Regions from separate parts of the Homo sapiens genome. Here all the other regions are linked to region 3. A link is a contact called in ENCODE Hi-C or POLR2A ChIA-PET data. All regions are on one chromosome and are shown on one strand. The core of a region is the stretch at or near the end of the contact, and the rest is flanking DNA. Distances in the headings are between cores, read along the strand shown.

The links. Hi-C counts contacts between places; a loop is a spot of excess contacts on that map. ChIA-PET counts read pairs that join two places held with the same protein, here RNA polymerase II (POLR2A). Pooled maps may share reads with other maps.
Region 1: a pooled map shows a loop between it and region 3 (4-fold over the local background). The contact joins the promoter of SPINDOC here to the promoter of WDR74 in region 3. A Hi-C loop is called at or near these places in 1 of 50 pooled maps.
Region 2: a loop to region 3 is called in a map with no recorded cell type, with 7 times the contacts of the local background. The contact joins the promoter of PLAAT2 here to the promoter of WDR74 in region 3. A Hi-C loop is called at or near these places in 2 of 37 single-sample maps with no recorded cell type and 8 of 50 pooled maps. POLR2A ChIA-PET finds 5 or more read pairs at or near these places in 3 of 52 experiments (Panc1, activated naive CD4-positive, alpha-beta T cell and naive thymus-derived CD8-positive, alpha-beta T cell).

What each region holds. Positions count from the first base shown.
Region 1 is chr11:63,812,091-63,814,807 of GRCh38, reverse strand. SPINDOC (spindlin interactor and repressor of chromatin binding) reads right to left here and starts at 1,352. Exons shown (of 6, transcript NM_138471.3): 1 at 995-1,352. The coding sequence starts at 1,121. RefSeq lists a silencer at 1,247-1,716.
Region 2 is chr11:63,561,943-63,564,826 of GRCh38, reverse strand. It overlaps PLAAT2 (phospholipase A and acyltransferase 2), which reads left to right and starts at 1,448. Exons shown (of 4, transcript NM_017878.2): 1 at 1,448-1,511. The coding sequence starts at 1,503. RefSeq lists a silencer at 412-491.
Region 3 is chr11:62,838,164-62,840,875 of GRCh38, reverse strand. It overlaps WDR74 (WD repeat domain 74), which reads left to right and starts at 1,286. Exons shown (of 11, transcript NM_001369450.1): 1 at 1,286-1,369; 2 at 1,448-1,554; 3 at 1,641-1,762. The coding sequence starts at 1,306. RefSeq lists enhancers at 93-262, 893-1,032, 1,103-1,442, 1,503-1,622, 1,733-1,862.

The sequences.
Region 1 (2,717 bases), core at 103-2,602, 970 kb before region 3:
AACCTATCTTTTGGACTAAATGCTCCGAGAAGGGAGGTGACCTTTATTTCCCTCATGAATTTTATAACCCTTCCAGTTCCAAAAAGGATGACAGGCAGTGCAGGCAGACATCATTCTGTTCGGCTGAAGTTCAATGAATGGCATTGCTGCTCTCAACCTCTTTTGGGTACTATCCCGCCTAAGAAAAGCGGGGTGGGAGAATGGAAATATATTTGCATTTTCATGCATATTAAGTCTCCCACAAAGATGGCTCTTTGTTTTCTTACGGTTTGCAAGCTCCTGAGGACTAGAAATCGGTGAAGGGGGAGGGGAGAGCGAGTGTTCTGAGATTGTTCCTCCCATCCCCTCCCAAAGCTAATCTCGTTCTAGCACTGCACTGCTTTTCCAAACTAGCTGTTGTATGCAGTCCCATTCATCCCTTCTCTCCAGAACTTGACACCTGTGGCTCCTGCAAGTGGAAGGCCCGGGAATGGGAATGAAGCGGGGTGGTGGGCAGGGAAGCGTTATGCTCGGAGAGCCCTTAAAATTCTCCTGGAGGTCGGCAGCGGCGCCCGCCTGTAGCCTCCGGCCTAGAGGCTTCGCCGCCCCTCGGACTAGAACACAGCCCGGCCGTTGTGCTTGCCTCCCCTTCCCAGGCTGTGAGACGGCGGCCGCAACCACCCAGCGCCTCTGGGGATCCGGCCTCTGGTGCTGGGCCCGGGAGAGGGGGCGCTTGGGCACCGGAAGATCCGGAGCGTGCGGGGCGTGGATCGAAGTCTCCAGACCCTGGGCGGGGGAAAGGGGAAGGGAGGGGGAAATCGAGGAGGCCTGAGCTTCTAAACCATGGTGGGGGAGGTGCAAGAGCGCGCCCTGGACCCAGATCCGAGAGGGAAACCTGGGCCCCAAGGCTGAAGGGGGTGAGAAGGTGCCCGGGTCCCGGACCCCGACTGGGGAGGGACGGCCCCAGCCCCGGCCCCGCACCGTGACGCGGAAGTGGAATCCCCTCCATCCTCACCTCTGAGCATCGGCTCGGGCCGCGGAATTACGGCCACCACCATGGCCTCCTCCTCGTCCTCCCCTTCCTCGCATTTCAGCGTCACCTCGAAGCAGTCGAGTGCGGCGCCCTCGGCCTTTAGGGCCATGGTGCGGCCGTGGGCGATAGCAGTGGCCGGAGGACTGGCGCGCAGGCTTCGGCGCGCAGCCGGCAACCGCCTCCCGCCTCCTGGCCGGAATAGCGCCGGGCCCGCCGCCCGCCCCGCGCAGCCCCCTCCCCGCCGCCCGCCCGCCGCTCGCCGGCCGGGCCTGCGACCGGCGCGTCCGGGCCTCCCCGAGACCTCGGCGCGTCGGGAGCCCGGGCGGGGAGGGCTCAATCCGGGGCCCCTGCCCCCCGCCGCTCCCTTTTATGGAGGCTCATTGTCGGCGCCCGCCCGGCCGGCCAGCCGCGGACCCGCCCCCGATGCCGCGCGGCCAATCGCGCGTGGCCCCGCCCCGGGCACGCGGCCCCGTTAGAAACCCTGGACCCGGGAGGCGGCGGGAAGGGCCGAGGGGACCCGGGGCCACCCGGTGCGCAGAGGCAGAGGGGCCCCCAAAACCCGCAACGCGGGCCCCTCAGTCTGCGGGCCAAGCCCGGGGTTTCCCTCCATTAAGAAGTCAGTTGGGCGTTTCTGCTGGCGTGGAGAGCGCTACCAGGTGCCCCCGGATTTTGATCGGGAGTCGCTTTTGCCTTTCCGTGGACAAGCCTTCCTCCGCCAGCAGATGCCCCGGGCAGGAAGAGAAGCGGTGGGTGAGTGGAAAGGGCCTTGGTATGGAAACGCAGAGACCGAATTCCTTCTCATCTGCCAGCTCCGTGGCCGTGGGCACATTATCTGTTTTCTTAGTCCGGCTCATCGTTTCTTTCAAAAACCATTTTGGACCCTTCTGGGAAGGCAAAGAAGAGAAGCAGAGTGGACTGTGAGCGGACATAAACCACCCTGATGGGTATGATTTCCATTTTTGGCACGGGAGTCCGGAGATTTTGTGACCCTCTCCAAGGACACACAGCAATCCCTTGAGAGCCCCAAGACCAGAGTCCAGTTGCCATGACATTGCTGCCCTATAACCACACTCTGGGTGAGCTTTTACTTCTGTGACATGGAATGTGCATCTCCCTCTTCTATAGCAACCCTCATGAGATTTCAGCTCAGAAAATGCAAAATGTCTGACACTGAAAATCCATCTTCGAATGTCGTTATATCAGACCAGACACAGTAGTATTCAGAATCGCGTAGTAGGATGGGGGTGTGAGAAGAGGTGTGAACTAGTCTATATGGATTGCAGTCAATTTTTTAATTTTTTTTTTTTTGAGACAGAGTCTCGCTCTGTCACCAGGCTGGAGTGCAGTGGCGCTATCTCGGCTCACCACAACCTCCGCCTCCCAGGTTCAAGCTATTCTCCCGCCTCAGCCTCCTGGGTAGCTGGGACTACAGGCACGTGCCACCATGCCCGGCTAATTTTTGTATTTTTAGTAGAGACGGGGTTTCAGCATGTTGGCCAGGATGGTCTTGATCTCTTGACCTCATCATCCGTCTGCCTCGGCCTCCCAAAGTGGGATTACAGGCGTGAGCCACCGCGCCTGGCCTTGCAGTCTATTTTTAAGGGAATTATTTTGTTATGTGCAAGTGTATCTGATATTTTAAAGGTTTTACAACAAAGGTATTACCAAGCCTGTTTAACTATTTCTGCTGAATGGTCATTCTCTA
Region 2 (2,884 bases), core at 199-2,698, 720 kb before region 3:
AAGGGGAGGGCAGGCATAGGAAGAACTGAGATTGCTGGACTGGAGGTCAGCCCCTAAAAAGATGATCAGCAAGCCTGAGTGGGACCGGCCCAGAGGTCTCTGGACAATGGGGCAGGAGATAATTAGCCAAGCCAACCCTACTGTCTCCCTCCAGAAGGAATACTTTGAAGATTGTCCCACTGCAACTCAGAGGAGAATGGAGTGGAGGTGCTGAGAGAGGCCGTCTCCATGGGAGCAAGACCACATGACCACGTGAGCTGAGGGAGTAGCTGGTCATGCAGAACTGCTGTGGCTCCCAAAGAGTTTTCCAGTTCTGGCTCCAGTCCATCTGCATCCCCACACTAAAGCTCTTTGTTTGTTTGTTTGTTTATAGCCTGAAGAGGGTAAGTTATTGGTCCTCGCCCCCATGCCCCACAGTGAGGATGCTCAGCTCCCCCCAGCCCCACCCACCCCTTCCTGTCCAGTTTGCTCAGGACCGGACAACTATATGTAGATGACAGAAGAGATACTTATTTGGAGCTTGGGTGAGATAAGCATGCAGGTGCCTCAAAGAAGCAACCTCTACACACCCAGTACTGGGTTTTGGTTTCCATTTGGTGTGGAATGAGTGTTTCTGAACTGTGGGTGAGAGGCAGAAAGGGGAGTGGTTTCTATACTGCTGTCCAAGCAGGCTCACTCTGTTTCCAGGGTAGAGGAATGTGCCTCCAATAATACGATTTTTCTAGGGCCATGGGGTTTGAGGTTGGTGGAAATGTTTGCCTGTCCCGGCAACCATCATTCCCAATTTGGAGGCATGAATCTCAGTCTCTCTGGGGCTCCTCTCTCCTTTTTGAAATTTTCCCCCATGGTCTCTGTCTCTATATCCTCCCTTGCCCCCACAACCACTGGATCTTGCTTGTTCCACCTGAAACTTGGTGATTGTCAGCTGTGCCCCTGACCACACTGCCACTAAGTCCTTCTCAATCTATATCCTGAGCTCTGATTCCTCTTCTGTCTGGCTGATTTTCATGCCGCCTTGCCTACTTGATATGTGCTCTGCCCCTGTTTGAAGACAGGGAAAATTTTACATGAACCTTGATCTATGTTCTGTTTTTTTTTTTTTTTTTTTTTTGACTGAGTCTCGCCCTGCCGCCCAGGCTAGAGTGCAGTGGCACGACCTCTGCTCGCTGCAAGGTCTGCCTACTGGGTTGACGCCATTTCCTGCCTCGGCCTCTGGAGTAGCTGGGACTACAGGTGCCCACCACCATGCCCAGCTAATTTTTTCTATTTTTTAGGAGAGACGGGGTTTCACCGTGTTAGTCAGGATGGTCTCGATCTCCTGACCTTGTGATCCTCCCGCCTCAGCCTCTCAAAGTGCTGGGATTACAGGTGTGAGCCACCGCACCCAGCCTATGTTCTGAAATAGTTGTATATGGGCTGGGTCACAGGGAAAGTGAAACTCAGAGCTAATTTAAGGCTGGACACAGAGTCAGCAACACACAAGACATCATCTTGAAGGAAGGATGGCTTTGGTAAGTCCCCAGAAACGGTTTTAAAGCTTTGATTTGAGGAACAACCACCCTATTAGTGATGATTATGTGTATTCTTGTTGGTCTACAGCTCTGGCATGGAGGGCACATGGGCACATGCTGAGTTCTGGGGGTCTGGCTCTCTCAGACACTGTGGGAAGGAACCACGGTGCTGGGTTATGACCCTGGAGGCTCCCCAGCCTCAGCTGCCGCATGGGGTCTGGTTCTACTGTGGCCAAAGTTTGCGTTTATGCTTTTCCAAGCCCTCCTCTGGCCAAACTACCAGTGGCTCTGCTAAGCCTCCTGAAGGCAGGAATGGTGGGCTCAGGGAGAGCAGCCCTTGGTTTACCCCACAGGCCGCCTCCTCTGTCACATCATCCTCAGTGGGAGGGATTAGCTGGGGAGGGAGGGTCCAGGGAAAGGGCTCCAGCTGTGTGGGTGGCAATGGGGGCTGTCAGAAAGGGCTCTGTCTCCCTCGCCTCCAGGCAGGGCCAGTCCCTCTACTTTCCCTCCTTCCCTCCAATTCCTTCTTAGTTTCCTTCTTCCTTTAGACCCAATAGCAGCCACATTTCCCAAGTGCTCAGGGGTCCAGACACCATGCTAAACACTTCTTTTATTTAATCCACACCAGGTAGTTAATAAGCAATCCTATGAAGTAGGCATAATTACTGCCAACTTCATGGATAGGAGGAATGATATACTGGTAAGTATAGAGAGGGGGCTGCCCAAAAGTCAGAGAGGGAATTCGAACTTAGGAGGCTCTGACTCTAAAGCTTCGACTTAAAAAAGAAAGAATGTATTTAATTCCAGGAGAAATACGTGAACACATTCACTTTGTCTGAAAAACCGAAACTCTAGCCTGGGCAACATAGTGAGATCCCATCCCTACAAAAAATATTAAAATTAGCCAAGGATAATGGTATGTGCTTATAGTCCTAGCTTCTTGGGAGGCTGAGGTGGGAGGATCACTTGAGCTGGGGAGGCTGAGGCTTCCTGCAGTGAGCTGTGATAGTGCCACTGCACTCCAGCCTGGGTGACAAAATGAGATCATGTCTCAAAAAAAGCCAAAAGCCAAAAACCAAAACTATTAGCATAAAAACTAATGTCCCCTTTGACCATCCTTCCCATCTGTACAGCCTTTCCCCTCTGTACAACCTGGTGCGTATTCTTCCAAATATTTTTCTGTTTTTGCATACATATATGGCTACCTTACAAGTATTGGTTTGTAGCTTTGGGGTTTGTTGTAGTTTTAAATTGCATTCCGTGAGGACAATTCAGTTAGGAAATGCTTGAATCTTTTCCTTTATTTACCAGCTTTTGGAATAATAGGGTGATTCTTTTCCATCCTCCAAAGATGCCTAGTGTTTTTAAAAAAT
Region 3 (2,712 bases), core at 37-2,536:
AGGTCGCGCTCGGGGTTTCAAGCGTGAAATCCTAGCACTTCGGGAGGTTGGGGCGGGCGGATTGGGTAATTCCAGCCTGACTAACATGGTGTGAAAAATCCCGTCTTCACTAAAAAACCAAAAGAAAAGTGAATCAGGCCTGGTGGCGGGCGCTCTAGCCTGAGAGACAGAGCAAGATTCCATCTCAAAAAATAAATAAATCTTCGCGTTAGATAAAGGGTTTACTTGTAAACTGGTAATTTGTTGCTTTTCTGTGTTAATCTCTAGGTAAAGTAGCGACTTCCCTCTCCTATTTACGCATGCGCTATTACTGTATTTCTACTGAGCGATGACTTTCTCTGCGTTTCTCATGTAGCATAGCACAGAGTACTTTTAGTTGTTTTTGTTTTTTTTTTTTGAGACGGAGTCTCTGACGCCCAGGCTGGAGTGCAGTGGCGCAATCTCGGCTCACTGCAAGCTCCTCCTCCCGGGTTCACGCCATTCTCCTGCCTCAGCCTCCGGAGTAGCTGGGACTACAGGCGCCCGCCACCACGCCCGGCTAGTTTTGTTTTTGTATGTTTAGTAGAGACGGGGATTCACCGTGTTAGCCAAGATGGTCTCGATCTCCTGACCTCATGATCCGCCCGCCTCGGCCTCCCAAAGTGCTGGGATTACAGGCGTGAGCCACCGCGCCTCGCTGTCCGCCTCTTGAAGAGTAAACGAGGCCGGGCGCGGTGGTTTAGTAATACCAGCTGTAATCCCAGCTACTTGGGAGGCTGAGGCAGAAGAATCGCTTGAACCCGGGAGGCGGAGGTTGAGGTGAGAGGAGATCGCGCCATTGCACTCCAGCCTGGGCAACAAGGGCGAAGTTCTCTCAAAAGAAAAAAAAAATCGTCGGTTTCCTTTTCCCATCTTTCTTTCGTGACTTATATTCCAGAACGAAGCCCCACACATCATTAATGATTTGAATCGTTTCTAAAGTGTTTCTTAAATCGTTTCTTAAATCGTTTGTTGTTTCTTGTCTAACAGTCCAGAACACATATTACATAATGGAGCCGGGAGACAGACTAGGGCTGGCTTGATCCGGCCACGCAGTCCAGGAAAGGTGCTTTTCACCCCCAAGTGCAAAATGATCAATGTATTCTTCCGATCTACATAAACAAGCACCTCCTGGTTTCATTTTCGTAAAGCAAAACAAGCATGGAAGCTTTACTGTTTCGGCTCTTCAAACTTCCAGCAACTACACTGCGCTGCATCGGACTCGACGCCCGCTGGTGACGCACACGCTGCGCCGGAAGTGTGAACTGTCTGCCTCCAGGCTTTGTCATGGCGGCTGCTGCTGCACGCTGGAACCATGTGTGGGTCGGCACCGAGACTGGGATCTTGAAAGGTGGGTGGCAGGCTCGGGCGTCGGGAAGTGCAGGGGTGCACTCGCGCCCCTGGCGTGACTGACGCCTTCGTCTCTCAGGGGTAAATCTTCAGCGAAAACAGGCGGCGAACTTCACGGCCGGAGGACAGCCGCGGCGCGAGGAGGCAGTGAGCGCCCTGTGTTGGGGCACCGGCGGCGAGACCCAGGTGAGTGGCCCCTGGTCGGGCCGGAGCTGGGGGCCTGGGGCGCAGCAGCCTCGCTCTCCTCGCCATCTTGCCCTTCTTTGCCGCAGATGCTGGTGGGCTGCGCGGACAGGACGGTGAAGCACTTCAGCACCGAGGATGGCATATTCCAGGGTCAGAGACACTGCCCGGGCGGGGAGGGCATGTTCCGTGGCCTCGCCCAGGCCGACGGGTAAGACCAATCCCCTCGCTAAACTCAGGGCCGAAGGGAGAGCGTTGATGCTCCCTGAGGATACTGGAATGATGGCGACAGGCAAACTCTTAGTGACACGGCTTTGAATGGGTGACAGGGACCTGGGTTTCTGCCTTATGTAGTTCATACCTGTAACACACATTTATTGAACACCTACTGAATTCCAGGCACTGGGAGAAGTACAGGGGCTGCCGGTAAAATTTCTGCCTTCAAAAAGTTCTCATCCTCTAAGGTTTTTCACCTGACTCCATTATAATCCTCTAAGTAACCATGGGCAAGTCATTTAATAGTTTTGTGTGTGTGTGTGTTTGTTTTTTGTTTTTTTTTTTTTTGGAGACGGAGTTTTCGCTCTTGTTGCCCAGGCTGGAGTGCAGTGGCGCGATCTCGGCTCACTGCAACCTCCGCCTCCCGGGTTCAAGCGATACTCCTGCCTCAGCCTCCCAAGTACCTGGGATTACAGGCGTCTGCCACCACGCGCGGCTATTTTTGTATCTTTAGTAGAGACGGGGTTTCACCGTATTGGCTAGGCTGGTCTCGAACTCCTGACCTCAGGTGATCCACCTGCCTCGGACTCCCAAAGTGCTGGGATTACAGGCGTGAGCCACTGTGCCTGCTTGTCATTTAATAGTTTTAAGCAAGGCTGGGTGTGGTGGCTCATGCCTGTCATCCCAGCACTTTGGAAGGCCGAGATAGGTGGATCACTTGAGGTCAGGAGTTCAAGACCAGCCTGGCCAGCACGGTAAAACCCCTTCTCTACTAAAAAAATACAAAAATTATCCGGGTGTGGTGGCTCATGCCTGTAATCCCAGCTACTTGGGAGGCCGAGGCTGGAGAATCGCTTGAATCCGTCCCGCAGAGGTTGCAGTGAGCAGAGATCGCACCAGTGCACTCCAGTCTGTGAAACAGAGCAAGACTCCATCTCAAAAAAA